2 separate regions of the Homo sapiens genome follow, and region 1 is linked to region 2. A link is a loop called in an ENCODE intact Hi-C map of the cell type or tissue named here. Cell type or tissue: prostate gland. All regions are shown on one strand. Links, peaks and the distances in the headings refer to the core of each region. The heading gives the core; the rest is flanking DNA.

What was found. Hi-C counts contacts between places; a loop is a spot of excess contacts. Peaks named below come from ENCODE experiments on the same cell type or tissue, not always from the same donor. Only the 100,000 strongest peaks of a DNase experiment are listed, where the experiment ranks them.
Region 1: a loop joins it to region 2, with 2.9 times the contacts of the local background. A loop is called at or near these places in 9 of 110 quality-filtered maps.

What each region holds. Positions count from the first base shown.
Region 1 is chr11:117,434,654-117,450,456 of GRCh38, reverse strand. DSCAML1 (DS cell adhesion molecule like 1) reads left to right here. Exons shown (of 33, transcript NM_020693.4): 21 at 6,418-6,571; 22 at 10,521-10,638; 23 at 11,028-11,191; 24 at 11,474-11,572; 25 at 12,374-12,562; 26 at 13,048-13,335; 27 at 14,658-14,813. Among named protein-coding and RNA genes, the nearest start is that of CEP164, 110 kb to the right of the region's middle. RefSeq lists enhancers at 6,921-7,901, 11,774-12,748, 15,033-15,082. In prostate gland, for the core only: a CTCF peak has its summit at 6,716; a DNase peak (open chromatin) is centred at 6,726.
Region 2 is chr11:118,045,603-118,061,405 of GRCh38, reverse strand. The region is part of intron 1 of SMIM35 (small integral membrane protein 35); the gene reads left to right. Among named protein-coding and RNA genes, the nearest start is that of TMPRSS4, 24 kb to the left of the region's middle. In prostate gland, for the core only: a CTCF peak has its summit at 7,827 (motif pointing right); a DNase peak (open chromatin) is centred at 7,825.

The sequences.
Region 1 (15,803 bases), core at 2,515-10,514, 610 kb after region 2:
GCCTGTATCTGAGCTTCTGCCTGGATTCATAGATAAGAATGGGGACTGGCCACCCAGAGTGGCCGAAGCCTTACTCAGTGTCCATCTTGGGTCAGTCCTCTGTTCCAGAGGCCACAAGATTGTCACAAACACTGGGGGCTCTTTTGAGTCAGGTGGGCCATGCCCAACCAGGCAGGGTGGAAGGGAGGTCAGCCTCGGCTCTTCTGCTCTGGCTCAGAGGAAGCTCCCAGCAGGTCCCCAGGCTGGTCTGTGCCCTCTGGGAATGAACCATCTTTCAACATGGTTGGTCTGGGCTTGGAGGTGCTGTTGGAGCTCTGCCCTGCATAAGCGCCTCCACATGGAGCAAGCTGAGGGAGGAGGAAAGACGGGGGAAAGCCGAGAGAAGGCACAGGCGTCTCTCGACCAGGGCCTGGGCTCAGGCGAGAGGAGAGGATTGAGAGGCTGCGATATCTGCCCTAACCCTGGGAGCAGAGGGGGCAGCCCCCAGGCAGGACATAGGGCAAGGGGCTAGCCGCCCTTCCACTGATGCTCTGAGGGGCCCCACAGAGAGGGAAGGGAGGATGGGGATGGGTGCAGTGGGATATGCACCTATATCCCATCATATGTATTTTCCCCTCTGCCTCTTTCATCATCTCCAGCCAGTCAACCACCAAGTCCTGCTGAGTGACTACTATAGAGAATGCCTGTTCTAGGTACGGGAGCAGGAGCAGATACCTGCCCTCAAGGGGCTTCCAGTCTAGTGGAGGTGGATGGCAGAGGGGAGCACACTAGAGGGGCAGGAGTACTGTCAGGAAGATGTGCCCAGGGCTGGAAGCAAGGAACGGAAGCAAGGAGCAGAAGCAGGAGCAGGAGGCCTGCTCCTCCCTCCATCAACAACTGGGCATCAGCCTGAGATCTGCAGATAAGCTTATGGCCACCAGGAAAGCTGCCCTGAAATTGCTCAGTAATTGTGTCATCATCTCCTCCTATACTCTCTGCTTTCCTGTGGTCTTTCTGAATTACCCTCTGAGTGGTAGGTGGCCCAGCTCCCCGCCAGTGAGACCAGAGTTCTATTACCAGAGGGGAAGCCCACTGACTGCGGCCCCCCACTCCATCCTCACGGCCACTACCTCACATGCAGCAAAGTGCACAAACGTCATCACTGTAGACCTCCGCGAATTTTCACAACCCACCCAAGCAGCAGCGCCCAGAGCACAGAACAGGACATTACAACACCCTGAATCCCCATGCCCCCTTCCAGCTCCCGCCTGCCCCTCCTCCCAGGTAACCATCATCCTGACCTCAATAGCATAGATTAGTGCTGCTTCTTTTTGTACTTTGTGTAAATGGAATCATACCATTTGTCCAGCTTCTTTTACCCAACATTATTTTGAATTCCTGAATTTCATTCGCGTTGTTGTATGTGGTTATAGCTCATTCATTCTTCTGTATAGCTTTTGTGTGCATATGTTATGATTATTAATCCATTGGGCTAGCCGTTAGTATCCATTGATGGAAGGCTTTGGGGCAGTTTTCAGTTTGGAACTCTTCAAATGGTGCTGCTGTGAACATTCCTGTATGTGTCTCTGGGTGCTCATGGGCATGGATCTCTGCCAGGTGTACGCCTAGGAGAGGAAGCGCTAGGTCACAGAGTTTGCAGGTGTTCACTGAGAACAGCCTGCCATTGTTGGGTGCTCATGCCAATCACACCCCCACTCACAGGGGATAAGAGTTCCAGTGACTCCACATCAGCACAGACACTTGGTGTGTTTTGGGCAATGCTTTCAGCCATGTGTCCTGCTCTGTTTTCCCGTCTCCCCCCAACTCTACCCACCCCCCACACACACACACACATTCTAGGCTCTCAGGACACTAAGCTGTTCACAATTCTGGACAATACTGTGCCTCTTCACACCTCCACACCTTTGCCCCGCGGCTTCTTCCCGTGGCACGTTCCTCACTCCCGTCAGACACTGAATGCATTTGAAGGCAGTCACTGTTCACATATCTGTCTCCCACCCTGGTTTCTGAGGCCCCCACGAGGACAGGGGCAGCATCTTTTCATCTTTGGGTCCCCAGAGGCTGAACACTGTGCCTGGAACATCCTGGTCATGGAATACACATTCGAAGAATGAATCGGTAGCAGCCTAGCAATTCTATAGCCTCAGATATTGGGCAAGCTTCTGTTCCTTAATTGGTGGGAGAGGGTAGTCATTCTCTAGCCTGGACTTTTGCAGTCATTTCCTCCTCTGATAATGAAGTCTTTCCAAGGTTGGTGTCCGGGAGCCACGCCTCCTCACTAACTCAGGCTTCAGGCTCCTCTCCCGGGCTCCGGAACAGAGCTCCTGGTCCCCGTCCCCTCCTCCTGCTGATGGAGACATTGGGACCCTCCCTCCATCTTCTTCATGTCTTGCGATTTGCCATCAGACAGTATCACACAAGTCCTGCTGATGTGATGAGAACTTCAGTTCAGCCCTGTAGGGGGACTGGGGTCAAAGGTTGGGGGGAAACTGAACTTAGTGAGGGACCTGGGGACCTAACCACTGTGTGTGACGTGATCACTTTGCACAAATATATTCCAAATTCCAAACAATTTCAACACAAACTCATTTATGAAAGACAGCTCTGGGAGAGGGTGCTAGGGGTGAGGGCACACGCGCGTATCAGTGACAGTGCAAAACTGTGGCATGAGCCTGGAATTATAGGCAGATACCTGAGACTGTGTGTGCTCACACATGCTGGCGGGAGCGGATGAACCATACCTGTGGCATCCTCAGAAAAGACTGTGTATGGCCTTGGCTCTAGGGAAGCTACCCCTGGGGATGGCCACAGCTACACTGAATCCTGGTAGACATTTTACTAATAATATAATACATTTTTCACTGATTATAAAAATAATGCAATTTTATTATAGAAAATCTGTAAAACATATAAAAGAATAGAGAGGAAAGTAAAAATTACTTGTACTTCCTACAGATAAACACTGGTGATGTACTTCCTACAGATAAACACTGGTATATAGTCTTCCAGTCTTTGATCTGTACACATAGTACAGGTTTTGAGGTGTTTCATTAAACCAAATTAAAATAATATTATACATAACGTAATGCAATCTGCTTTTTTCATGGAATACCTGTTGGTGCTTTCCTACACCATCAGATATTCTTCTAAAACATTTTTTCGTGTGTATGTGACGGAGCCCTGCTCTGTCACCCAGGCTGGAGTGCAGTGGCACCATCTCAGCTCGCTGTATCCTCCACCTCCCGGGTTCAAGTGATTCTCCTGCCTCAGCCTCCCAAGGAGCTGAGATTACAGGCACACATCACCACGCCTGGCTAATATTTGTATTTTTGTAGAGGCAGGGTTTCACCATGTTGGCCAGGCTGGTCTCGAACTCCTGACCTCAGTGATCCGCCCTCCTCAGCCTCCCAAAGTGCTGGGATTATAGGCATGAGCCACCACCGCACCTGACCTAAAACATGATCTTGAGTGGCTGTTTATACAGAATCTACTTAACCAGTCTCCCATTGTTCTGTATTTAATGTGTCTTTGAAATTTTCACCATTATAAATTACGTCTCAATGAACATCCTTCACAGAAATCTTTATGCACATATTTTAATATTTTCTTAGGGTAAATTTCTATAGGAATTCCTGGGTCACAAAGAATAAGTATTCTTAAAGTTCTGCATACAGACTTACAAATTGCCCTTCGGAGCATTTGCACCCATGTATGTTTCTACCAGCAGGGTGAGTGGCCAACAGTATTGTCCTTTGCACCTATGCTGATCCCACATTTGTTTTCTGATTTGTTCTGCTTTATTTTTGTTAGATGGATTTTTTATAAATGTGCCTTATTTTAAAGTACCTTTCTTTGGTTACTAGTTAGGTTGTATATGTTTATTGGCTATATTTTTCTTCTTTGGGTAATTGTCAATTTACGTCCTTTGTCCAGGTTTCTGTTTGGGTTTCTCATATTTTTCTTATTGATTTATAAGTGTTCTTTACATATTAAGGATAATAGCCATTTTCTGTCATATAAGTTGCAAGTATCTGCCAATTCATTGCTTTCCTATTGATTCTGGTTTTTTGTTTTTGTTTTTGTTTTTGTTTTGAGACAGAGTTTCACTCTTATTGCCCAGGCTGGAGTGCAATGGCACAATCTCAGCTCACTGCAGCCTCCACCTCCCAGGTTCAAGCGATTCTCCTGCCTCAGCCTCCCAAGTAACTGGGATTATAGGCATGCGCCACCACGCCTGGCTAATTTTGTATTTTTTAGTAGAGAGGGGATTTCACCATGTTAGTCAGGCTGGTCTCAAACTCCTGATCTCAGGTGATCCACCTGCCTTGGCCTCCCACAGTGCTGGGATTACAGATGTGAGCCAGTATGCCCAGCCTTTGATTCTGTTTTTGATGTATCATAGTTTTTCTTTTTACAGAAGCTGAATTTATCAATCATTTCCATTTATGATTTTGCCTTGATTTTTATGATTAGAAAAATGGGTAAATATTTACCTATAGTTTCTTCTTTCATAGCTTGCCTTTTTTCAAAAACCTTTGATCCACTGGAACTTTATTTGGGGCTATGTCTGTGTGCTTTTGAACATGATTTCAGGAGACTCACGGGGTGTCCAGGTTAAAAGGAAAGCGCCCAGTATCTGGGTTGGATGCTAATACCTACAAGAAGAGGCCAAACTTTCTTGCCCTGCCTGTGTAGGCACAAATATACACTCAGGTATACACTGATGCACACAAGCACATACACTCAGCTGTTCTCCACACATGCACATGTACATAGAAACACATACGTTCCTGTACTGTCACCAAAAACAAGCCCGGAGAAGAATATGTCCTAGTTTACAAAGGACGTGCACACCCCTGCCTCCTTGTGCCTCAGTCACACACAGGTTGGGCAGAGCTGTATTGCTTCCCTAGTTTGCAAGAGAGAAAACAGCGTCCAGAAACTATGGGCAACCTTACGGGCTGTATGCCCAGGAGGAAGGGCAGGAGGGTGTTGAAGCCACTACACTACCCCACACTTCAAGCACATATCAACGACAGATACGCACACCAGTCCCAGGGTGCTGTGGCCTGAAAGGGCTTCCCAACCACCAGGGCTCAAGGGTGGCTCTGCACCTGCCCCCCCGGACCTCCTGGATTCAAGGCCAGACCCCCACGAGGGAGGCAGGAGGAATATGCCAGGGAGCTGTGTGTGTGTGTTGCAGAGATGCCTGTGCCTTTTCCCCTAACATTTCCCTGCAGATGGCCTGGGGCCAAAAAGGATGTCTCCTCCTGTTATAAGTTATTGGGCCTCTCAGCCCCACTATGGGGCATGAAGAATGTCCCTCTGTGCCCATACATGCCTGGAGGTCTGTTCCTCAGCATGTGTGCATGCGTCTACATGTGTGTGTGCTTGTGAGCGTGTGTGTGCAAGATCCTGTGACTGCAGAGATAACTAATTATTAGCTCCCTCTGGCCTCGGGCCCCCATCTGTTCTGGGGCTGCTCTCCCTCCCTGGACTTCCGCTCTGTTTTCAAAGGGGCCCTGGTGCTGTCCTCCTCTCCCTTCCCTGCGGCTGACCAAAAAATAAAATAAAATGAAAGTCAGCCCCATCCCGCCCGTGCCAGGGAAGAGGCTGACAGGAGGTCTGCAAACTAGCGCTTATCAAAAGCTCCTTCTCAAATTCATTTCAATATCTGAGCCTCTGGTTTCCAAGGCAACATAATCTTTTCATCAAAGCAACTGGTAAAACCACTGGGATCCGATATTGTTTTGTTGGCAACTTGTCAAAACTGTCATTTTGTTAAAAAAAATTTTATAGATTTGTATAACCTACAAATATATATGGTGATCTATACCACTAATAATCATTAATAAAGTGCTACCCAGTAAAGCTTTCATAGTTCCTTCTCCCGCCCCCTCCTCCCTGGACGGGCGGGCGTGCTGCCTGCAAAATGCAGGAGTGGTAATTAGACGGCAGGGCTAGGAGGTGACGGGAGCCAGAGCAGGCTGCAGGAGCCTGTCTCCAACCCTCATCAGGCAGAGGCAGTCATTTGCCTTCTTCCTGAAGACTCTTTCCTCAGGGCTTTCCTGGGACCCCCTGTCCCCCATTCTCCCTTCTCCTGGCTACCCCGTCCCTCACCTAAAGTACTCACATCCCCTGGCCTGAGCCACAGCTGCCAGAGCGTGGATCAGTTAAAGAGGTAAACTGAGGCTGACCCAGCAACACCGCGAGGCAGGCCCATCAGCTCCCAGGGACCAAACCCAGGGCACACTCTGTCCGCTGCATCTCTAAAACTTGGAAAGGGCAAATAGGACAGAATCCTGCCTCGCATCCGACCCCGCCATCCTCTCCTCTGAGCCCCGGGCACTGAGGAAGATTTGGACGCTGGAGGGCCCCAGTTCTGCTTCTTAGAGCCTCTTTGCCTCTGCCCCGCAGGCTCCCAGCGAGTACGAGACGAGTCCAGAGCAGCTCTTCTACCGGATCGCCCACCTAAACCGCGGTCAGCAGTATCTGCTGTGGGTGGCCGCCGTCACCTCTGCCGGCCGGGGCAACAGCAGCGAGAAGGTGACCATCGAGCCTGCTGGCAAGGGTGAGAAGCCTGAGGCTGTGGCAGAGGGGCAAACACTTCCAAAAGCTCCCTTACAGAATCCTGGTTCTCCCCAGACAGGGTCTCTGCCTGCTCCGCTTTATCTGCCACCCAGCTGTGAGGAACTGGCCACCCGCCTGCCTCCCGCACACACCAAGACTGGGCCTCTGCTGCCCCCTGACTCCAGCAAAGCCTCACAACAGGCTGCCTCCGGCTCTTGCCTGGGGCGGGTGGACAGGGTGCACTCAGTTCCCGAGTCCAAACCCTACTCCCAGCTTGAAAAAGGGGGAGTCGCCTCTACCCCCAATTCAAAGCCGGGCCTTTGTCCCAATGCTCAGCTCCTCCAGAGGTGGCTACAGCCGGGTGTGCTGCTTCCACAGAGCAGCTGAGGCTCAAAGGAGAGCCCCCGTGCTGAACTGGACACCGGGCAGGGGTGATTCCAGCGATGGCGGATTCCTGCGATCCGCAGACCTTTACGGAGCGCGTGCTGTGAAGGAAGGCTCTGGGCTAGAATCAGACCCTCTTAGGGAGTGCCCCACTGAATCTCTGACCGGGACATGGGTGTGCCATGGGGGCTGCACCCCCACTTTTCAGAGGAATGACACTTCCAAGGCCTCATCCCAAGGGCAAGCTGTAGCAGCCGCGCAGGTAGAGCTGCAAGGCTGAGCGTCTGCCTCTCCCTGGGGCGTAGGAACTGGCCACAACTAGCCCAGGACCGCAGGTCCTCTACTTGCCGTTGGGCCTCCCTGGGCCCCTCCTCACTCCCCCACTCTCTTATCCACCGCAGCCCAGACGAGAGGAGGTGGTGCCTGCGCAGCCTGGCCAGCCTACCGGGGCCACTCAAGCTTCTCTTGGCCCAAACACAAGAGCCCCAAGCCCTACCCTGCCGCGGGCTCAGAGCCAGCCAGCATCTGATCGAGGGCCTACGGTGGGCCAGGGGCTTCCACCTGCCCTGCCAGCAGGGCTTGTTGACCCATTCCACAGCTGAGCAACCTGAGGCAGGAGTGGCATGGGCTGCAAAGACAACCGGGAAGGAGTGAGCTAGCTCTCCCAGCGCCAAGTCAGGGCTCTTTCCACACAGCCTCAGCACCTCCTACCACCCCCTAACCCCTACCACCAACCTCTTCTTCAGGAAGGGAAGGGGCCTAAAGCCTATCACCCTTCCAGAACAGCTAGCACTGGCCCAGAGGCAGGAGTGTGAGGGCTGGGCATCTTTGCAGAAGGCTGGCCTCTTCTCCTGGGGGCATTAAATAAACACGGTCCTAGAGAGCTGTGGACTTCCTAGAACACATTCACACAGCGTCACCTCACAGCCGCCCTGTGAGGTGGGAAAGACAACCACTCCTGCCCCCTTCCCCCATACACACACACGCACACACACACTGCACACTCATACATGTGCACACGCACAAACACATGCATATGCACGCGCACACACTTATACACACAGACCCACACATACATTTACGCACATACACATACTAATGTGCACACACATGCATACACACACTATACACACTAATATATGCATACACACATGCACACACATACACACTATACACACTAATACATGCATACACATATGCACACATATACACACATACACACTATACACACTAATACATGCACACACATATGCACATGCATACACACGCACACACACACTAGACACACTAATACATGCACACATGCACACACATACACACTATACACACTACATGCATATACGCATATACACACGCATACACACATGCATACACGTGCACACTCACATATGCACATACACAACATGCACTCACATGCATGTGCACAAACACGCATCTGCGCACACACATACACTAACACACACACACACATACACACACTCACATGCAGATGCACATACACACCCACACATACACACACATATGCACACACACCCTGAGACACAGATTCAGGGAGCCAACCCCAGCCTGTGGCAAAACCAGGTCTGGAACCTGATCTCTGGAGAAACTCTGAGAACACCCACAAAGCCCCCAGGCTTCTCACCGCCCCCGCATGGAGGCCGTCTTCATGTGGACCCCTCTGCCGGGCCTGTCTGGTGCCCCCACTGCTCCAAGCAGACCCCAGAACTCCCCTGCTCTGAGAGCCCCTTGGCACCTGGCACGACCAGCACAGGAGCCCACCCCCACGCCATGCACCTGAACCTCTCAGCTGCTCCCTCACTCTCACTCTCCCTCCACCCCAAGAAGGGCCCCAGCTCCATGGGCCTCCTCTACTCTCTGAGGCACTTGGGCACTTGGTTCCTTTAAATCTGGGCCTGGCGATCTCCCAGGCACTAGATGCATTTACCCACCCACCACACTCTGGGCACCTGTGGCCCCGCACCTTCTGTGATGCTGCTGACCCAGTCCTCCGCCACCACCCTTGGGACACTCCCGTCCTCTCTTCTGTGCCTGTGCATGCTGATCCTAGAGTTGGTCACTTCCCTGTCAGTCTGCATCCCCTCCTGTGGCCTCATCATGCCTGCTGACTCTCAGATCAGCGTCTTTGGTCCAGGCATCTCTCTGGTGCTCCAGAACACGCACCCACCTGTGGTCTAGCTACAGCTGTGGCTGCACTGTGGACTCAGTATGAGATGAAGCCATCCGGTCCTTCCTGCCAAGCCTGCCCCTCCTTCAGTGTGCCCTGTTCCCATGAGGGTGCCATCACTCACCTTGGTGGCCCAGCCAGAATCCTGGGAGCCATCCTTCCCTCCCCGCTCTCTTCCCCCAAACCAGCCAGACCCTAAGTTTTGTCAGCTCTTGCTCTGAGCCCCTCATCTCCCCACTGCTACGCATCACCTCCAGCCTGCATTCTGGCCACCATCCTGTCACGTTCTGTGTCCTCCAGGACCCCCTCCACCAAACTATCCTCTGCAAGCAGCCAGGATGCATCTGAAATCGGCTGAGGACACCACTCCTTTTTTTTTTTTTTTTTTTTTTTTTTTGAGACAGAGTCTTGCTCTGTCACCCAGCGTGGAGTGCAGTGGCATGATCTCGGCTCACTGCAACCTCCACCTCCCAGGTTCAAGCGATTCTCTCGCCTCAGCCTCCCGAGTAGCTGGGGTTACAGGCACCTGCCATCGTGCCCGGCTAATTTTTTGTATTTCTAGTAGAGAGACAGGGTTCTGCCATGTTGGCCAGGCTGGTCTTGAACTTCTGACTTCAACCTCAGGTGATCCGCCTGCCACAGCCTCCCAAAGTGCTGGGATTACAGGCGTGAGCCACCAGGCCTGTCCAACACCACTTCTTATAACCCTCTGGTGGCGGCTTTCTAAGAGGGAGTCCAGTCTCCTGGCCCTGCCAACAAAGCCCCCAAGATTCTACTTCTGCCCGTCCCCTTGGACTCAAGCTTTGGTTACCCCAGAGTATTTGCAAACCCTCACAGCTGCCGTGAGCTTCAGGTCTCCATGTCTGTGCTTAGTGCTATTCCCTCTTCTTGACATGTGTCTCCTTCCCTGCTTATAAAGTCTTTCTTAACCTTCAAGTCAGAGCTTCCAATTCCAGATGCTATTCCCGGCCGTTGCCTCCACTGCCCACTTATGGGCAGCATTCATTCCCCCTGCCTCGCACCCCTAGGCTTCCTCGTGCCTGCACCTACCATAGCATTTTGCCCCGTTATAATTTTTCCTTAAGTATCTGTCTCCCTCTTGGATGGTGATCAACGTGAGGACAGGGAATAAATCATACTCATTTTTTGAATCCTCAGAGCCTCTTGTGATCCTGACCATAACTGGTATTTCATCAATGTTTCTTGAGTCAATGTCTCCCAGCCAATATTCCCTGACACCTACCCCTCACCAAAAGCCCAAGGTGGAGGTCAGATCGGGGAGGGAGGATTTGAACTGTAAATCCAGGGGGCCCTAAGGAAGGAGGCCAGGATATTGTGCAGGGGTAGAAGTGGAGTGGCCCTCATCCTCTCCTCCCTGTAGCCCCAGCAAAGATCATCTCCTTTGGGGGCACCGTGACAACACCTTGGATGAAAGATGTTCGGCTGCCTTGCAATTCAGTGGGAGATCCAGCCCCTGCTGTGAAGTGGACCAAGGACAGGTGTGTGTCGGGACAGTGGAGGGATGGGGTGGCCCCAAAGAGGGATATAGTAGAAGAGCGGTGTGGAGAAGAGTCTGGGGCCCTCCTGCCTGGTGACCCGGTTGCCTCCAGGCCTGCAGAGGCCCTGCAGGGTGTGCTGCTACTGCTCTCTCAAGCAGGCCTGGCCTCCTGGCTCCCCTCTTGGGAGCCAAGGACCTCCCTTCCCCGGATGGTTAAAGAGGCTGGGTTACCTCATACCCCCAGGGAGTGCTGAGCAAAGCCCCAAGAACCCGGCGTTCCCTGGCGAGCCTCCTTCCACCCCCAGCTCTCTTTGTCACACACCGGGGGGAGGGCCTCAGGAGGAAGGGGTGCTTGACATGACCCACCCGCCCCATCCTCGCCCCTGGCAGTGAAGACTCGGCCATTCCAGTGTCCATGGATGGGCACCGGCTCATCCACACCAATGGCACACTGCTGCTGCGTGCAGTGAAGGCTGAGGACTCTGGCTACTACACGTGCACGGCCACCAACACTGGTGGCTTTGACACCATCATCGTCAACCTTCTGGTGCAAGGTGAGGCTCTGTGAGGCAGGTGACCCCAGGTGGGGACAGGGATGGAGAAAGGGTAGGGATTCCATCATGCGAGAGGGTCATCGAATGGAAGAAGCCAAACCAAGGGAGAGACAGACCTCTGGAGAAACAGAGGTGCACATGGAAGGGGAGGCAGGAGAGCTGGGGAGTGGGAGTGGGAGTGAGGGTGTGGGAGAGCCAGCACCTTCCCGTCACGGGGGGACTCCCCACACCCCATCACAGGGTCCGCCCTTGTGCTAAGGGGTGGTGGCTTTCCCCTCACAGTTCCCCCGGACCAGCCCCGCCTCACTGTCTCCAAAACCTCAGCTTCGTCCATCACCCTGACCTGGATTCCAGGTGACAATGGGGGCAGCTCCATCCGAGGTGAGGAGGGGTCTGGATGCGGGGGAAGATAGGGGAAGGAATTCTGGGCCCGGGGCAGGGAAGGGGCTTCACCCACTTCTGCCATTTGTCTCCAAATGACAGAAACGATCTGGGGGCCAAGTGACCCACAAGGAAGTCACTCAAGTGCCAAGGGAACTGCAATGGCCCAGGCACCTGGGATTTAGTACGCCCGCCCCTCCAATGCCACTTGTGAGCTGTGTGACCCTGGAGTAGGCTGTTTCCCTCTCTGAGTCTGGGTTTCCCAATCTGTCGAAGTAGACAAATGGACTACTAGATCAGTGCTTTCCAAGTGTGGGCGTGCGTCTGCGTCACCAAGGGGCCTTGTAACAATGCAGTTCTGACTCAGCGCTCTGGGCTGGGGCTGAGGACCTGCCTTTCTAACACGCCCCAGGTGCTTCTGAGCCTGCTGCTCAGGGGGCCGTGTCTAGATCCTAGTGAAGATCTAGACAGGACCCCTTGTGAGCCTCACAACTCTGGTTTTCTCCCCTCCCGAACCTGCCGCTAACCCCTAACACTAGAACCAAAGTGACAGCGTCAGACCCGCCGGGGGCTGGACCCCAGGCCCTCACAGTGTTTTGTTGATTGGTTGGTTTAACATAGAGAGTTGACTGGGGCTGATCCTTCCAATTTTGCTTCTAAGGAGCATATGCCCGTTCCAATGACCAAAAGCCTGACTCTGCCCCCTGCCTGGAGCCCAGCCCCCTGTTGGGGTACCTGAGGCTGGGCTTCTGCTGCCTTGCCCTGCCCTGCCCCCACCTGAATCAGGCCTACCCTCCGCAGGCTTCGTGCTACAGTACTCGGTGGACAACAGCGAGGAGTGGAAGGATGTGTTCATCAGCTCCAGCGAGCGCTCCTTCAAGCTGGACAGCCTCAAGTGTGGCACGTGGTACAAGGTGAAGCTGGCAGCCAAGAACAGCGTGGGCTCTGGGCGCATCAGCGAGATCATCGAGGCCAAGACCCACGGGCGGGGTGAGGCCCAGGCCACTGGGGCAGGGAAGGAGCGATGGGCCCAGGGAGGGTGGGCTAGAGGGGCCAGGTATGGGGTGTAAGGTGGCTGGGGTGGGGAAGGAGGGGTCCAGGGATGCAGGGAGACTGAAGGGAGGAGCCTCAGCCTCCTTCCCGTCACCACAGTGTCCCGATGGATCCCATTAGGAAAAACTAGTTCCACTTCCCCACCGGGTGGCCGAAGGTGGCATTCCTTTGCCTCTTCCCAGCTCCCTTCCTCCTCTACTGAGGCCCCTCTCCAGGCCCTGCCCTTTTCTTCCCTCTCCTCCCTCCCCTCCTCTTCCTCCTCTGCGCCCTGGGGCTTCCCCACCCCATCTGTGCCAAACATGTATTCTCCTGGAGCCACTGCCATCCCAGCTGCCCCAGGGAAATCCTTTCCAGCCCAGCCCAGTCCAGTCCTGCCTCCCACCAAATCTCTCTAACCTCTCTCTCTCCCTCCGGCCTGCCAGAGCCCTCCTTCAGCAAAGACCAACACCTCTTCACCCACATCAACTCCACGCATGCTCGGCTTAACCTGCAGGGCTGGAACAATGGGGGCTGCCCTATCACAGCCATCGTTCTGGAGTACCGGCCCAAGGGGACCTGGGCCTGGCAGGGCCTCCGGGCCAACAGCTCCGGGGAGGTGTTTCTGACGGAACTGCGAGAGGCCACGTGGTACGAGCTGCGCATGAGGGCTTGCAACAGTGCGGGCTGCGGCAATGAAACAGCCCAGTTCGCCACCCTGGACTACGATGGCAGTGAGTCGCAAGGGTGGAAGGGATGGTACAGAGGCTGGAGCAGGGTGGTGCGAAGGAAGTGGGCAGAGTGGCAGATACATAAAGAGACAGACTAATAGAAAAACAGGCAGGAATGCAGGTGGGGGAAATGCTGGCCTGCAGGTGAAGGGGCTGACAAAGGGGACATCAGGTTTGTTGCAGCCAGGTAAGCGGGCAGATGCACCAATGGCCACTACAGATGGACAGACACATAGGTCAGTAATACCAAAGATGGAGAGTCTTTGAAGCTGCAGTCCTCAATCACTGTGCATTGTTTCAGGGAGGTGACAAGGGAGGTAGAGGTGTGGTTGAGGTCCTGACCTCTAAGAACTTTCTGCTGATATGGAATATTAGCCAGGAGGGGACAGCCTATGCTGCAGTCGCAAATACCAAAACCTGGTGGCTTAACCCTGTACTGATTTGTTTCTTGCTCTCTTGGAGTCCTGCGAGGGTTGAGTGGCCACCATCTTTTTGAACATGGAGACTCCAGGATCCACAGAAAAGGCATACTACCAGTTCCTAACTGCATCTGCCACATGGGGATACATACACACGTGCACACATACACACACATACACACACACACACATCCATTGAAGGGACATGGAAGGCTGAATTCATAGAAGCCCATTGTCACAAGTCTACCTATGTGTTAAGGAAACAGAATAAAAGCAGTATTAAAAGGGGATGGACTCAAGCAAGGAAGGCTTCATGAAGGAGGTGACTCTTAAGCAAAGCTCTGAAACAGGCAAGGGTCAGGGCTTGGCAGAGGGTTATGTCAGCAGGAGAACTTGCCATGCTTCCCCACAGGAGCCCCAGGTTAACAGATATGGCCCCCAGGAGGGGTGAGCAGGGAGAGAATGTAGGGTTTGTAGTGGTTTTTGTCTCCATCTGGGGAAGAGAACCCAGGGTCCACTGCCCAGACTTCTCCCTACCATGCTTCACCCTTTGTTCTCCCCACCCCAGCTGGATATCAGAATTTAAGCCCATCAATCCACTCTCTGGGAATGAGCACTGAACTTCAACAGGCGAGAGACTAACTCCAGGAGACTTTAGGCTAATTCTACAACAGTACCAGGACTTTGTTAATAAAATGCAATATTAAAACTACACAACTGTTCATGGCTGTCCTGATAGGACCAGAATTTGGGGAGCAGAGGGGAAGTCCAGGGTTCTGTGCCAGGAGGTGGAGGTCAGAGCCCAAGGGCAGCAAGAGAGGTCAGAGGACTGCCCCACCCATGAGATGTTCTGCACAGCACCTGGCTCATAAGGGACATCTAATTCTATTCTTTGCCCTCATTCAGGCACCATTCCACCCATCAAGTCTGCTCAAGGTGAAGGGGATGATGTGAAGAAGCTGTTCACCATCGGCTGCCCTGTCATCCTGGCCACACTGGGGGTGGCACTGCTCTTCATCGTACGCAAGAAGAGGAAGGAGAAACGGCTGAAGCGACTCCGAGGTGGGGGAGCTTCCTATGGGCCTTCCAGGAGGGGGTGTTGGCTCTCAGCCACATTGTCCCCCCCCTTCCCTGGCTCACAGCACCATCTGGATGATACAGAGTGCCTGTGTCCCCTTGAAGGAGGAGCAGCCACTCAGACTTTCTGAAACCTCCTTAGTTCAGAAGGTTTCGTTCACCACTTCCTCCTCTATGCCCCCAAGACTTTGTGCCTGCCCCAGTCAGGGCTAATATTTAGAGGTACACACTGGTAAAGCCATGTTGATTGTTAAATATTTAAACATTTCCATGTTGGTTGGTAAACAGATGTTGCTCCTTTCCACACTGGATGCTTCATCCCCTCTCACGGGATCCCTGCAACTTTCCTAGGACCCATTCACTAAAGAATAGACCTGCAGGTAGTCTCTAGGACAATGCTCAGTTCTAACTGGGCAGTTTCTGCACCATGTCAGGTGTTAAATATTTTGAATATTATCCCCTTTTTCCATTACCTGATGCCACAGTCTACTGTGAATGGGTCTGATTTACCTCAGTTTTCCCACAGCCTAACACAGTGTCTGGCACCTACTAGTTGCTTCATAAATATACTTTCACTTATTTGGAAAACTTTTATTGGGTCTGCTTCATCATAGATACTGCAAGACTATAGAGATCAATAAAGAACGGCCAAGCCATACTCTTACAGAGTTTATCATCTAATGTGAGGAGCCAGGAGACAATAGTAGCACAGAAGAGGGAATGACTAATGCTCCCTATTGTGTTCAGGAATTGGGTAAATGGATGAATAGATGGTTCAATGGATGGTTGATGATTGGATGGATGAATGGATGGAAGGATGGATGGATGGATGGATGATTGGGTGGATAATTGAATGACTAGATGGGTGGTGAGTAGTTACATGGTTGGATGGTTGAATGGATCACTGAATAAATGGTTGAATGGAAGGATGTATAGATAGAAGGATGGCTGGATGGCTGAATAGATGGCTGGGTG
Region 2 (15,803 bases), core at 3,981-11,980:
TAGAAATGCCACTTATTGAGGGAGAACTTGCTAAATGCCTTCTGTGAATCGATCATCCAATCTTTTCAATCTTGTGAGGTGGGCATTATTTTCTCCATTTCACCTACAGGGAAACACTCTCAGAACTGGGGTTTGAAGCTGGGTCTCTCTGCAGCTGAAGCTTGGAGTCTTAATCACCTCCCTTCTTGGAAGAGGCGGGGTTGAAAATGATGCTGGGCTTGCGCCTTGGCCTGTCTATAGCCTCTCAATCACTCCCACTGTGGGTGTCATGTGTCTGTCACGAGTGGCAGTGCAAGGTGTCCCGTTTTGGAACAAGCAGGGCCACGACCATATGCTAGAATGGGTGACTCAGCAGAAGCGGTGCCTCTGGGAGCCTCTGCTGGCCTGGACGCCTCCCACTGGAGTTCCTCAACCTGCAACCAGGACACTGTGATGTGAGGTCACAGGGCTGGAGAGGGGCAGCCTGGAAGTGCTTTCTCTGTCCCTCTCTTACTTATAGATCAAAAAAGGAAAATTAAAAGGGGGCCAGGGTGGGTGTCTGCCTGGGGATCCAAAGGATGAGGGCAGCCATGTGGGAGGGATGATGGGAGTACCCATGTCTGGCTGGTAAGAGAGACTTGGAAGCCAGATTAGAACCAGCATTCCAGGGAACCTGGAGCTGGCAGGGAATTAGAGGAAGGGGTGGCGAGGGGAACAGCCAGAGGGACACCCTGGACTCTGTAGAAGGGGGTCCCAGACAGCCATTTGCAGTTGCTCTCCCAGACCCCCGGGGGTCCAGAGGAACACAGGATGCTAAGCCTAGAAGAAAGGCGGCCAAGGACAGTCTCCCAGGTGAGCATGGCAGCTGTCCCTGGGTTTCCACCACTAAGGCTTCCCAGGGCTGCCTGGCCCCTGTCCTGCCCTCGCTGCCGGCCTGGGAAGAAAAGGCTGAATCGAAACAGACTGCAGCAAAACCCTGACTCATGCCTTCCGATGCCAGTAGACCTGATTTTGTATTTCCCAGCACTTTCATTAGCACCAAGAGCTATTATAATTGCAAGAGGTGTGTGGGGAGGTGGGAGTGGGTGCTCACACTCACAGCATGGGAAGTGGGGCTGAGACTCTTGTCAGGGGAGAAAGACCACAGCCTCCTACCCCATCCCCGTTCACCTGAGAGGTGGTGGGATGGGGAGTGGTCTGGGCTCTGGGCAGAGACTCTAGGCAGGCCACATGGGTGGGGGACCTGGAGGAGAGGCATGTGAGTAGATACGGCTTGAGGGAGCCCCTAGAGCGCGGGAATTGGGTTTTGATAAAGGGACTGGGCTTGGGCACAGCCCTGGCTGCCTCCTGGCACCCCACTCAGACTCCTCTCCTCCTGGGCCCTCACAGGTGGGTCTGCAGGTGTGTCTGCCAGGGCAGTACAGCCTCCACTCACTCCCAGGCTCAAGGCTATGAGATAAAATGCTAATCATTCCCTGCCTCTAGGTTCCTAGCTTGCTTTGGTACTTATCTTCCCTGTCACGGAGGGAGTGGGAGGCCTCTGATCCCTAGGCCGGCGTGGGAGCCGGAATTCTAGACAAGTTTATCCAGTAGGATTGAGCACCTCACCCTGTGTCTCAGATATGGTGGTTTGGAATAGCAGTTTGGGGTTTCATCTGGGCTCAGAGTGAGGCAGGGCTCTGGGATTCCAGGCTGCTTTTCCAGGTAAGGCGGCAAATGAATGGAGGTAGAGCTATGTGGGAAGACCTGCTGAAACTGAAGGATCCTGACGGACCCCAGGGCACCCCAAGGCCTATCAGTTAGTTGCTTGCCTGGGCCCCAGAGCCCCTGTTGCGTGTTGCGTGCTCTTGGGTTTTTAACAACAGCAGCCAACTTGTGTGTCATGCTTCACAGTTGGCAGAGACCTTCCACACATTCTGCACTCTGAGATGTGTCTATGAGGCTGCTCATGTTCCAAGTAAGAGGTGAGCCCTCGGTGAGTGGCAGAGCCCAGACCCCTGCAGGGCTGTGGGCTCCATGCTGGGTGCTCTTCCCTCCTCTCAGCACCTGTGTGAGGAGTGAGGGGCACCACTTCCCCTCCCAGACTGAGAACTGCCCCCACCCCCATGCCTGGGCATCACAGGTGACAGCGTTCTTCATGTGACCTTCCCTCTTCTAGAGACTTCTCACATCGGAGCAGTGTCATGGGATGATATTTACTGTGAATAGGAAGTCCCACGCCCCCCAGGTTATAACTCCTCTACAGGATGGCCGGGAGCTTGAAGATGTTCTCAATCACACACTCTGGCCTCTGCAGAACCTAATGTTGGGGTAGGTGCCGGCAGTGCCTGGTGACTCACACTGAGGCTGTGTGCAGACGCCAGTGTGGGACAAACCCAAGTGTGGAGGAACTGGGATGGTCCCTGTCTCTGGACAAGACCCTGGCCTGGTGGGAGGCCTCCCCCAGCTCTGTCACCACGCTCTGGGGACGTTTCTGATGCATTTGTCGCTTGCCCCTCTTGCCCTTTTTGACCTCTCTCCTGCTTCTCTGTAGTTACCAGCAAAGCCTCAGAAGCACTTGCTGCTTTAGGGATAGGAAGGTGGGGAGAGGCTCTGAAGCTGTGGCTTCCTGTTCTGCAGAAGGACAGCTCCCACCCCATTCCTTCCCCAGGCCCCCCGAGCTGGGCTCTTGGTCATCTCCCAGAGCAGTTTGGCCTGGAGGCAGGACGTGCTCTGCGCCGCAGCCCTCGGGTCCAGATGGGTGCCCTGGGTTTTTGGTTCCCAGTCTGCACTGCCCCTCCTTTGATAGAGAGGCACCTGCCCTGAGTTCCCTGAGGTTCTGATTTTTCTCTTGTGCTTACAACTGGATTTCTGGTTTCGCTTCTACTCCAAGCCTGGTCCCAGGCACGTGCCTCTCACCCTGTGGTTTCGCACCCCATTCCTCGCCCCGTCATTTCTTCTTGTGCCCAGGCTGCAGCTGCTTGCTGGTCCCTCGTCCAAAGCTGCCCACCTGCCCAGGCCTGCGCCCCTCCCGCCTTGGGTCCATGTGCAGCTCTAGCCCCTTCCCCACACTCCTGGCCCTGGGGTGAATACTGAACCTGAGACTGGGATAGGAGGAGAGAAAGCTCAGTGCAAGGAGGGGTGAGCCCAGGAAGAGGAGACAGCCAATTACCGTGGGGGCTGCAGGGAAGTCCTGAGAGGTGTGTGGCAGCCAATGCATGCTCCGCTTCAGGGACCCTGCTCTCCTGGCCCAGCAGAACAGTCCCACAACAGGGTGACCAGCCCCCAGGCCACGGGGACCTGAGACAAATTTTTAAAACAATTACAAAACTTGCTCTAATTAGGCAGGACAATTAATTAGCTGTCAGTATGACCCTATGTCAACTAGGTCACAGGGTCAACAGAGTTTAATCCCCTGCCTGCGGTTACCCTACCCTGCAGCCAGGTATCAAATTATAGGCTTGGATGAACTGGAGATGAATATCATCGTTTACTTTGAACGATAATGTCTGTTTGTGTTTCATTCCACAAAAATTGCCTCTTGGCATCATCAAGCTCAGTCTCTGGTCAGTCATCCTCCAGTCCTGCGCTGCCATCCTTCCAGCCTTTCCACCCTCGTGCCTGCATTCCGCCTGCTGTCTGCCTCATAAAGAATCCCAGCTCCCGACACCTCCAATTTCTCTCATCACACCTCCGATTTCTCTCATTTCATCAGCTCCTTCCTGGCTTTGCTTTCAGCCTCCGAGGCGAATCCCCTCAACATACCACTCACTTGCAAATATAATACCTTCATCCTTGTTCTTCTCCCACACCTGGCCAGCAACACTGCAGCCCTGGGGCAGGCCAGCCATCCACCCACATCACCCCTGCACCTGGGTGCTGAAAAGTCCTTTGGCCACAGAGCAGTGACCACAGCAACGGCACTGCCTCCAGCGCCCAGCGGAGTCTCCCACCCCCAGCAGTGTGTCATCTAGATGCCCACGGTCAGTTCTTTCCCCACAGTGGCTCTGTTCATGTTTCAGAGTCCTCTTCAAGGTCCCCATCAGGACTCCCCTCCCCCAATGCTCTCATCAGATGCTCTGACCTCCTACTGCACAGAGGAAGCAGAGATCCTCAGATAGGAATGCCTCATGTCTTGCCTCTCCTTATCCTTCCCACTCCCATACACATAACTACACCCAGACCCTTCCTGAGTGCACTTTGGTTTCCAGGAAGGTTTGTCTCTATCCCTTCAAAGCCTTCTGAACTCTATTCCTCCTTCTTAAGAGAGCACCAGTTGGCAGTTCCTTCTGCGCCTTCAGTGTCGCCCTTTCTCCAGCAGGTAGCTATGCCCACATCTCCCTTCTTCCAATGCACCGCTTTCCCTTGAGGCTTCCGGCTGCTCTCGCCCTGTGGCCAGACCTTCTTCCTTCCCCTCACCACTCAGCTTGGGGAGTGAGCGGCCAACCTTTGTCACCTCCAGTTCTCATGGAAATGTGTGGCCTGGCTATTTTTCTCCTTTCTTCACCACCTCCTTGCACCTCCATCCACTCTACACCCCTCGGTGGTCTGGCCTCTGCTCCCTTCATTTCACTGGAACTGTGTTTGCAGAGGCCACTGATGACCTCCGTTGCTACTTCTGCAAATGGTGTTAAATGATCTCGCTTGCCTTCTCTGCAGAATTGGCCTGTCTTCCTGGAGCCTTTCTCACACCGTGATTGTCCTTCCCTGTCTGGATCTTCTCCGTCATCTCCACTTTGTATGTTGGTGTTCCCGAGGGGTTCCTCTGTGGCCCTCTCTTTTTCTTGCTTTTATTCTCCTCCTGGGGATTTCATCCCCTTCTGCGATTACACCTATCACCTGGGTGCTGATATCTCCCAAATTCAGCTTTCTGGTCCAGGGGACCCTCCTGAGCTCTAAACCTACATCTCTATTGCCCCATGGACATCTCCTCGTGGGGTCTGGCAGGTACCTTGAGCTCAACAGGACGATGGAACTGCCTTCCTGCATGTCCCCATTTTGATCAGTGGCATTGCCATCCACCCTGTTGCCTAATCAACACCCAGGAGTCACCAGGCCTCCCCTCTCTCCCTAACTTACTACCTCCAATTGATCCCCAGTTCTGCTGACCCTCCCTTCCTGATGTCCTATCCACCTCTCCCCTGTCCCTTGCCCTGGGTCAGGCTCCCATCATCTCTCCAGGATGACCCTTCTGGCTGCCTGGAGGGCCGCCTTAGCCTGGGCTCGCTACTCCCAGCATGTCCCAACCCTGGCCCAAGTGAGCCTCTCAGGGGCCAATAGAATCCCGCCTCTCCTTGAGAAGCGGCAAGACCTCCATGACCTGCCCCATCCACCACTTGATCGTCGGCCACTACCTGGCCACATGGAACCTTAAGGGAACCGTGATCTCTCCTACCTGTCCACCTTCAGCCTAGAGCCTCTTCTTCCTTCACCACCTCCTCTGCTTGGCAACTGACTACTGACCATCCTTCACAATTCATCACAGACCTCACATAGTCCAGGGATGCTTCCTTGGCATCACCCTCAAATCTGGGTTTTGGGATCTCCCCTAGTGCTCTCCAAGCCCCCATGTTTACCTCTTATAGCACAGATTACCTGTCACTGTGTGCTATCTCAGCTCCTCTTTCTCTCCACCAGAGGTCTGCAGCTCTTTCTCCCATTTCCAGATGCCTGGCCTATGTAGGAAAAGAATAGTATATGATTATCGAATCAATAACCAAGGAGGACTTCCTAGAAGAAGCAGCTATTGGGTGGTGTTTTGTAGGCAGACATGAGCTGGTGTGAAGAGGAGGATGAGAATGAATTGCATAGAGTAGAGTCTCCGACTCAGAGTCCTTCAAGAGCCAGGGGAAACTAAGGGAAATGACTAGACATATTTAACAAGTAGTGGGGGACCCCAGGAGAAGACATGCCCCACCAAAAGACATCACATTCAGGTATGAATTCAGCACTGCAGAGGCCAAAAAAGCACAAACAAAGCATGTCTTGGTAGGAGGTGGCAGGGCCGGGGTGGTGGTGGCAGGTGTGGCATAGAGTGAGTAAGGCTGTTGAAATGGAACAGCTGGTGGGGTCCTTAGGAAACCAGGAATAGCGCATGACTTCCTGCAAGATGGGGTCTCTATAGTTCATCCTGACCCTGGCAGAAAATCCGCATATCTTGGAGGCCCTGGAATTTGAGGGATCCACTCAGAGGCTGCCAAACTGGCCTTGGCAGCCACAAACAGGAATGTCATACCAGAGACATGGGAGGCAGGGACGGCCTTCCCTTTTTGGAGCTGATCATAATTCCAAAAGACACAATCCTGAATGTTGAAATCCTGAAAGTTCAAAATCCCAAAAATTAGGCCAGGCGCAGTGGCTCACGCCTGTAACCCCAGCACTTTGGGAGGCTGAGGCAGATGTATCATTTGAGGTCAGGAATTTGAGTCCAGCCCGATCAACTTGGTGAAATCCTGCCTCTACCAAAAAATACAAAAATTAGCCAGGCATGGTGGCGCGCACCTGTAATCCCAGCTTCTCAGGAGGCTGAGGTAGGAGAATCGCTTGAACCTGGGAGGTGGAGGTTGTAGTGAGCAGAGATCGGGCCACTGCACTCCAGCCTGGGTAACAGAACAAAGCTCTGTCTCAAAAAAAAAAAAAAAATCCTGAAAATATAATTCTGGAAAAAATAATGAAAACATTCATTAAAACATATTTATTTACATTTCAAAGGGGATTTATATTGGAAACATATAAAAACACAACAGGACACTTTATAGTGTACATTACACAATAAAATAGGCAGTGATAACATACATATTTTTGCACGCATAAACACTCAGGTAATGACGGTTGCATGGGTATAAGAGTTATGAGCAGATGAACCATGTTCATAAAGAAATAGGTCAAAAAGGGCAAGATGTAAATCCATGGCACCGTGGTTGTTACTTGTGTGCACCCAGCTTTATAACTGGTCATCTGAAACAACAGCATGAGCAACCAAAGTCTCTGGATGAGTTTGATCAAAAACTTCAATGGATCATCACCAAAAATGCAGCTGTCTATCCATGGAGCTGCATTCCAAGCTGCAAGGAGCTGAGATTCCAAGAAAATTTAACTTCACAAAGGCAGATGTACAGAAAGGACATCTCTTTATCTAATGAGAAAATGTCAATGTTTTTCTGTACATGCACAATGCGTCCACACAAAGTTGACATGGTGATAATGCACTTTCAGGGAGCCAAATTTGAAAACAAACAAGCAAACAAACAAACAAAAAAACAAGAACAAACAAAAAAACAAAACAAAAAAATCCCAAAAACCCCCAAAACCCTGCATAAAACAAATTCGAACTCTCTAAAAGTCTATATAACTTATACCTCCAGTCTTGCAAATGATGCAAAGATGAAATACCTAGCATAGGGAATTGTAAAAAATCATGCTGAAAATTTAAAATAGTGAAAAAGGAAGGAAAAAAACAACAAAAAACGATCCTGTGATTGTGATTTTTGGGATTTTAGATGTTAGGGGTTTAGACTTTAGAGATTACAATCTTTCAGGATTTTAACATTTGAGGTTACAGTGTTTGCGATTGTGTCTTGGTCCAACTCCTCTTTTTCCTCTCTGAGACCTTGCAGGCAGATGTGGAGACCACATCACTGTCAGAGGAACAGGGGCTGGGGTGGGGGTCTTTGGGACCTTGAATGAGATGAGTTCTCAAAGCTTCCAGGCTAAAGAATAACATAAATGGTAGGACTTGAGCCTCCAAGTGAATAAGAGCCTTGTAAACACATTGCTTTAGGGAATTAAAGAGCTATGCTGGATGTCCAAGGAAGGCCCCACCCGTTGCCTCTAGTTCTTGGGGGAAGGCAACATTTCAGCCACCAGAGGGCGCTCAGGTTGCAGGAATGGTTTCTCAGGACTGCTGTTTGGAGGAGTTGAATAAGGAATCCAAGGAAGGGTTGCCAGAGCATGGGAGCCATGCAGGTGGGACTCCAGGACTGAAGTCCGACCTTTTCAGTCACTCTGCCATTGTCCCTGGCTGAGGCCATCAGTTAATTCATTTATTCAAGGAACATTTGCCCTGTACCTGGGAGCCCTGAGCTAGTAAGCTTTGTGTGTGTGTGTGTGTGTGTGTGTGTGTGTGTGTGTGTGTGTGTGTTTTAGAGAGTCTTGCTCTGTCACCCAGGCTGGAGTGCAACGGCATGATCTCGGCTCACTGCAACCTCTGCCTCCTGGGTTCAAGCGATTCTCTGGCCTCAGCCTCCCAAGTAGCTGGGATTATAGGCGCCCTGCCAACACGCCTGGCTAAATTTTGTATTTTTAGTCGAGATGGGGGTTTCACCATGTTGGCCAGGCTGGTCTTGAACTCCTGACCTCAGGTAATCCACCCGTCATGGCCTCCCTAAGTGCTGGGATTCCGGGTGTGAGCCACCGGACCCGGCTGTGAGCTAGTAGGCTTTGGAGACACAGAATCAGATAAGCCTGTCTGGACCCTGGAGGAACCACAGCCTAGGCTGGGAGGTGGACCTTCAACAGTGCAGTCCCCTGTGGGGTATTTGTGCTATGACAGAGGGACATGCTGAGCGTGGTGGCAGCACCCAGGATGAAGTGTTGATTCTGTCTGGGACCTGGGAGAAGGCTTCCTATTGTTGGAAGTATTTGCTGTGGGTCTCGGAGGGTGAGCAGGAGTGCCCCAGGCTGAGAGGTTCCAGGAGAGGCAGGCAGGGGCACATTATAAGCCAATGCCTATGTTTGGCTGGACAGAGAAATGCCCAGGTGGGGGTCGTGGGATGTGGCTGGAAGGAAGGGGGCGTAGGCGATCACGTTAGGGAAGAGCTAGGGGCTTATCTCAGAGGAGAGAAGCATTCTATGTGGGAGCCAGGGCAGACTCAGGTTCTGTGGGGGCCTGAGGCTTACATAGTTTTGAGGCTTTCTTAGATGAAGAATACAAAATTATAAATACAAACTTAGGAAGAGGGACTTGGAAGGGTCCGTACAAGTGAGCGGCTTGAAGCTTAGCTTGTTGGCCTCCTGGCAAATCCTCCTCTGCGTGGGAGACACATCTTCCACAATCTCCCTGCTTCCCTGCAGGGCCCCAGCCTGCCCTCAGCAGCTCCCCGCTTGCAGCAAACCACCCACTTCCCTCTCACTCCTGCCTCTCGCCCTTCTTTTGTCCCCTGGAGTCCTGAGCAGCCGTAGAAGGCCGGACGCGGGAAACTGGAGTCTGAGTTTTCCTCTGGGGAAAGGGAGGCAGAGCTGCACAGCTGTTGGGGGACGTGGGTGGGGATGACCTTTTCTATGGTGTTTATGCAAAGAGCACCCGCTACCCGCATTGTTCCAAGAGTTGCCTTTGAACCTGGACAGCAACTCTTATTCCCGCTTTAAACAATGTACAGTGTGGAAGAGTTCCCGCTCTTTGCCAGGCACTTTCACACCTCTCATGTCATCAGCGCCATGTTCTAGGGAGGCAGGCAGTACTGTTCCCTCTGCAGAAGGTTCATGATTCAGACACCTGGCAGGTGGGACCTCACACCTAGCACTCTCCCTGCGTCACCCGTGTCTCTTGTTCACAATCAACCCAAGAGTATTAGTATTAGTATAGTATTAGTATTAGTATTAGTATTAGTATTAGTATTAGTATCAACCTAAACTAAGATTGCCCTGCTGGGGCACCAGTACAGGAAAATGTGTCACTGTAGAGGTGAAACCACAGATGACATGGCTGGCTTTGTTATTCTCCCCTTCCTGTGGTGTGTTTTGATGGTAAGGGTGTGCACAGGTGGGGTGGAGCTGGCAGCCCTTGTTACACTGTCTGCACTGTAGTGAGAGTTCTCACCGTTACCCCCTTCTTGGGCTGTTGGGAGAGCTCTCGCCTGGGTTTAACCTCAATTTCAGGCTATCACCAGTGCAATGGATCGCTGAGACTCAGCCCTGATTTGCAAGATCTGCTGGGTGTTCAATATGAGGGTCTCATCCAGGGCATGGGGAGGAGAGAAGTGGCCGCTAATTTAAGTTGCCTTTAATCAAATAAAGAAAACCGAGCATCCAGCTGTGTTAGACTGTGCTAGGATAGTGCCGAATCAGGCATGGCCTTGTCCTCATGGCTCACTTCAGCATCCACGAATGGCTCCTGTGTGCCAGGCAGTGAGCTGGCTTGTGGGAGACCCAGGGGTGGGTGAGCAAGCTGTGTGCCTGAGTGTGAGAAACTCCCATCTGTTTCAGGATGTCAGCCTTTGTTATAAATCCACAGAGAACAATACAAGGCATAGCATCGTCTGTACAAAACTGGATAGGATAGTTTCTCTGCTTCTTGTGCCACCAGTTAGAATAAAAGACAATGCCTCCGATATCCACTGGTCCTTTCTTGGCTCTGCATACAGGCAAACATGAGCCTGCCTCTACCTCCCTCACACATCTTCACAAAAGCCCAGAGCAATCCCTTCTGTCTCTCCTGCTTTACTAAAGGATGAGAATCAGAAATAGGGGAATGGAATGAATCAAAGCATCTTCCCTGCCCCCAGATAAGCTCTTCTGCAGATAGGGTGGGGATGGATTGGGGGAGGTCACTGGAGCCATTTTCTACAAAGGATGCTCAAAGGTTTGGAAGTCCTGGGTCTGGGATTCAAGATGCATCCCTGTGGCAGAGGTGACAAAGGAGAGAGGAATCATCCAAGTATTTAGGTGTTTCAATGCTTCGGGCAGATCTACAAAACCCCAAAGCCTCTGAACTTGCAACCAATCAAAGCAACCCTGATTTATCCTATTTTCTGCAACATGCATGCATCGGCCGGCACTTATGATGAGGAAGCAAGGGTGGGGGCTAGAAGAGTGAGTGAAATGGAGGCTTTGAGGCAGGAGGACTGCGGGGGTGCTCAGGATGGGTGACCGCCACTTTGTATGTGTCAGTTGTTTCTGCTCCCCACCTTCTTGCCCAAGGTCTGGTGGGGATAAACGGAGAACCAAAGCTGCCTTGGGTCTCCAGATGGCAGGGGCAGCTGATGGTTGGTGTCAGTGGCTGGGTGCTAGTGCCCAGCTCACCTGGGCTGTGCATGACTCTGGCCCACTTGAGCCAGACTTGGCTTTGTCTGGGCAGGGGCCTTGGCCTAGGTTCCCCCAGCTGGCACCCCGTCTTTACAGACCTAGGAGCCCAGGAGGCCTGTGGGGCAACCTGTGCCTGGGATGCTGCCTGGGTGAAGGAAGATGTTCTGTGATTCCCCAAGGCCCTTTTCCTCTTCCATTACTTCATGTGACTCTCACAGCAATAGCACGAGGTATACATCACTCACCAGCCTCTTCATTTTATGGAAGACAACCTGGAAGGTCAGAGTGGCTCACCTGAGATTGTGCAACTGGTGTGTCCCAGGGCTGGGGCTCCAGCACACACTCCTCTGAAGGCAAGCCCTGTGCTCATTCCAGTACTGAGAGACTTCAAAGACCCTCTCTATATCCGCTCCCCACAAGGATCCTGGGCCCCTTGGTACCTTCTAGGCCCCAGTGACTCCACTTCAGCATGAGGTGGTTTGAACTCAGTGGCACAGGTCTCCACAACACCTCCCTGACTATCCTCCCTCAGCATCTAGTGTGGGAGGCACAGTTTGCACGGCGGACACATTGACGGCAATCCAAGGCAGGAGTAGTTAGTGAGGAACGTGGACTTACCCTTGCCAGACTCTTTAGATCACGCCTCCCATCAATAAACAATTTTGCGCATGCACTCTGATATTTATGTATTTATAAAGTATATTTGTATTTATACTCAAACATATATGACCATTAAAAAGCACACACGCAAAAATTAAATTAAAAGCATTAAGGATGGGCCAGGTGCGGTGGCTCATGCCTGTAATCCCAGCACTTTGGGAGGCCGAGGTGGGTGGGTCACCTGAGGTCAGGAGTTCGAGACCAGCCTGGCCAACATGGCAAAACCCCGTCTCTACTAAAAATACAAAAATTAGCCGGGCGTGGTGGTGTGTGCCTGTAATCCCAGCTACTCAGGAGGCTGAGGCAGGAGAATTGCTTGAACCCAGGAGGTGGAGGTTGCAGTGAGCAGAGATCGCGCCACTGCACTCCAGCCTGGGTGACAGAGCAAGGCTCTGTCTCAAAAAAAAAAAAAAAAAAAAAAAAAAATTAAGGGTGGAACAAACATGCGAGAATTGCAGCTTCCCTTCAAATCACTCACAGACGGTTCTGGGGTCCCCAGCCAGTGTCTCAAATTCAATGTTTGGACCAGTCTCCCGGCCACTCTTGGCAGGGGCCATTGCCCCTCTCTGGCTCTGTGTGGCATTGTCTCCTGTGGTCCCTGGTGCCAGGGCAGTGGCTACCCTGTGGAGGCCTGGAAAAGATCCCTGACCCCTGCCCACCCCTGACGTTGCTGCTAAAGCTCACGCTGGCAATGTCCCTGGGAAGTTTAGTGAAATAGCGCTCTTACTTAAAAAAATATATTTTTGGTTGCAAAAGTAGTACATTATGATTATTGGCAAAATCATCATCGTTTTCACTTGCTTTTTTTTTTTTTTTTTTGCAGCTCTTCAGCCTAGGCGATAGGCATGAGGCTGCAGGAGGAAGGAAAGCTGAAGGGCAGGTTTTCCCCTTCCCCATCCTGGCCCAGGACCTGTGACACTTCACTCCTTTAGGTCATGTCCTTTCTAGAAAGCACCTCCATCTCTTCCGGGATGGCCTGCTGTTTGGCTATTACTCATGTGTTTAATCTAGGGCCGTGTTTTTTGTTTTTTGTTTTCTGTTGTTTTTTTCCCCCATACTTTATGACTTTTGCATCATTCCTGAGCCAGCTGTATCATTATTTACTTAATTTCTTTCTTTCTTTCTCTCTTTCTCTCTCTCTCTCCTTCCTTGCTTCCTTGCTTCCTTGCTTCCTTCCTTCCTTCCTTCCTTCCTTCCTTCCTTCCTTCCTTCCTTCCTTCCTTCCTTCTTTCTTTCTTCCTTTCTTTCTTATTGAGATGGAGTCTCGCTCTGTCATCCAGGCTGGAGTGCAGTGGCGCAATCTAGGCTCGCTGCAACTTCCACTGCCCAGCTTCAGGTGATTCTCGTGTCTCAGCCTCCTGAGTAGCTGGGACTACAGGAGCACGCCAGCAGGTCCAGCTAATTTTTTTTGTATTTTTAATAGAGACTGGGTTTCGCCATATTGGCCAGGCTGGACTCAAACTCCTGACCTCAGGTGATCTGACCGCCTCAGCGGGATTACAACTGTGAGCCACCGTGCCCGGCCTAATATTTTTCTTAAATCTGACTCACTTTTTTAAATTAATTACTTCCTTTAACCTTGTTCTAAGACATAAAATCCACAAAATCAGGATTTGATATGCTAGTTAAGTCTCTTCTTAAAAACGTGAAAATAAATGCATAGCTATTAAAACAATAAATGGCTCCTGGGTACCACTATGATCACCTCCCATGTTACCAACGGATGCACCCCCACTCTGGGGGCAGTGATGGGGAGGCATGCAGAGAGAGGGCTTGGCGAGGTTCCATCTGAGCCCCAGAGACACCTCCTAAGAGACTGTCAACAAGCCCCTTGAAACGCTCTGGGCTGCTGTCTGCATCTCCTTCTTCCCAAGACACAGACCTTGCCTAGCAAAGCTTAGGCACTCAAGCCAGTACCCTGGGACAAATGTGGAGGGTCACAGAGATCCCCAGCCCACAGAAGGCATTTGCTTAGGCTGCTGTAAAGGAAGCTTTGCCTTGACTGCCCCCAAGGTGAGTGGCCATAGCTCATACTCAAAGTCTCAGTTTGGCTGCTGAAATAACTTATTTGCTTCTCTGTCCATGGGGCTTCTCCGTCCACTAAATCCTTCAAACAGAAGCACTGTTTTCTCCATCTCTCCCAGCCCTCAGTCTCTGGACAGGACAGTCTAAGGTCTGGGATCCTCTGAGATGGCTGTGGCCGGCTGTGGGTGTATTGCCCATGCCTGCTCCTAGATGACATCTTGGCTGTCCTGAGCCACCACCAAGATTCTGTTGAGGAAGAGTCAGGGCAGAAGAGCTGAGCTTCAGGGTGTCATCTGTCAAGAATGCCCCAGAATGCCAACCTCCAAAGCCCCGACTGGGGCCAGGGCTCATTCTTTGGATATTTTCTCTGTCTCCATCTCTCTCCCTTTCTCTCTGTTTTCAGACACACAACAAGTGTATGTATTCTAGAATGCTTGTTAATTGGTTAATTTAGTTAAAAACAGATGAGATCGCCAATAAATCCATGTCACAGACCACGTGTAAACATGTCACAATATGCTAACCCCCTTAGACCCTCGCAGATGCACACAACATGTGGGCCACTGACACAAGGACAAAGTGTGTGTCATTTCTCCCAAGGTCACCGCATTGGGGTGGTGGCTGACTCTCAGCAGCCGGTTTACTCCTAAAACTCATTCAGTGGTAGGGAAGCTCACTTCTATTCCTTGACTTTATCTTGCTTAGGGAAGTAATAAAACTATTCTTGGGACTGGCTTCTACAAAGAAATTTAAAATGTTTATTTATCTTAAACTCCTTTACTCAAAACAATACATTTTCAAATCTAAACATCCTTCTCTCTAAACTTAAGTATGTTCAGTATGACTCTCACTTTCTTCCTCCTCAAAGTGAGATAACCAGAACTAATTACTTTGGGAAACTCCCTATACCGACTCTCATATGAATAGACTTTGATGGACCTGTTCCTCTGTCCTCCAGACTCAAACGGTGTCAGTCTGGCTGTGAAAGAATCCCCTGGGGAGCTTATTGAAAATTACAAATTCCTGGGCCCACCTCTGGAGAGTTTCCTTGGATAGGTCTGGAGTGGGTCCCAGGTACTCCATTCTTTGAAAGATCCGTAGGGAACTCTGAAGAATTTGGGAACAGCTGCTCTATACCTGCCCTGACTTGCCTTAATTGGAGGGACAACTTGGCTCAGACTTAAGGCAAGGTTCTTGATATCCAGGCGTCTGTTGAGGTTGAGGGCTAAGCAGGCAGGAAACTACCTGATGTTAAGACTGCATTTCTGACACAGCCAGGCACCAGGACTTACAGTTTTTTGGGGCCTCCTGGTTCTTCATAAACCCTATCATCAGTGCAAAGGTTGATGCCAATCTTCCTGTGTGCTTGGTAGGAGATCACACATCCATCTAATCTAATGTGGTATCAGACCAAAGTGGCATCATCACTTAAAGATAAAGGGGCCCGACTCTGAGCCTTGTTTTATGTCATAGGAAATTGTGATCTGTCAGGGGCTGTTTCTGCCCACCTTATTGTTGCATTAGAGATCAAAGGCAGACTTTTGGTCATCAGTAGGTGGAGATCTCTATGGGTACTTGGTGCCTAACTGGTCTCTGTCCAGAGGAGGACAAAGGCTACTGATAAATTATTGAAGAGCTGCCAACACTCTATGCTGTTCTAGAAAATTTCACTCTAAGTGAAGGAAAATAACTTATTGAATATCTACCATGTGTCAGGAGCCATATAACTCTCCTTTCACATACACGTCTCACTTAATCTTCACGTTAACCTTGTGAAGTTAATATTTTAATCCCCATTTCAACATAAGAGAGGATTAAAACTCAATCTTGCCCAGAGTAATGATATTTTAGCTTCCAGATGGCCTGGCTCCAAGTCTTTTTCCGTCATCACACACTGCTAAAGCAAATATCCCGATGGTCAAGAGTTAAAAAGATCTGCCTGAAATCTGCTGTCTGTTCATTCATTATACTGGGTTGAAAGATTCAGAGCTGTACATTATCAGAGAGAGAGTGAAGGTAAAGTTTAGAGAGCAGTAAACAAACCAATGGGTCTAGTTTCAAACAGGAGATACTTGATTTTTTATTGTTATGTGATTGGTTTGTTTTCTTCAGCAATATTATTCATCACACAAATATTT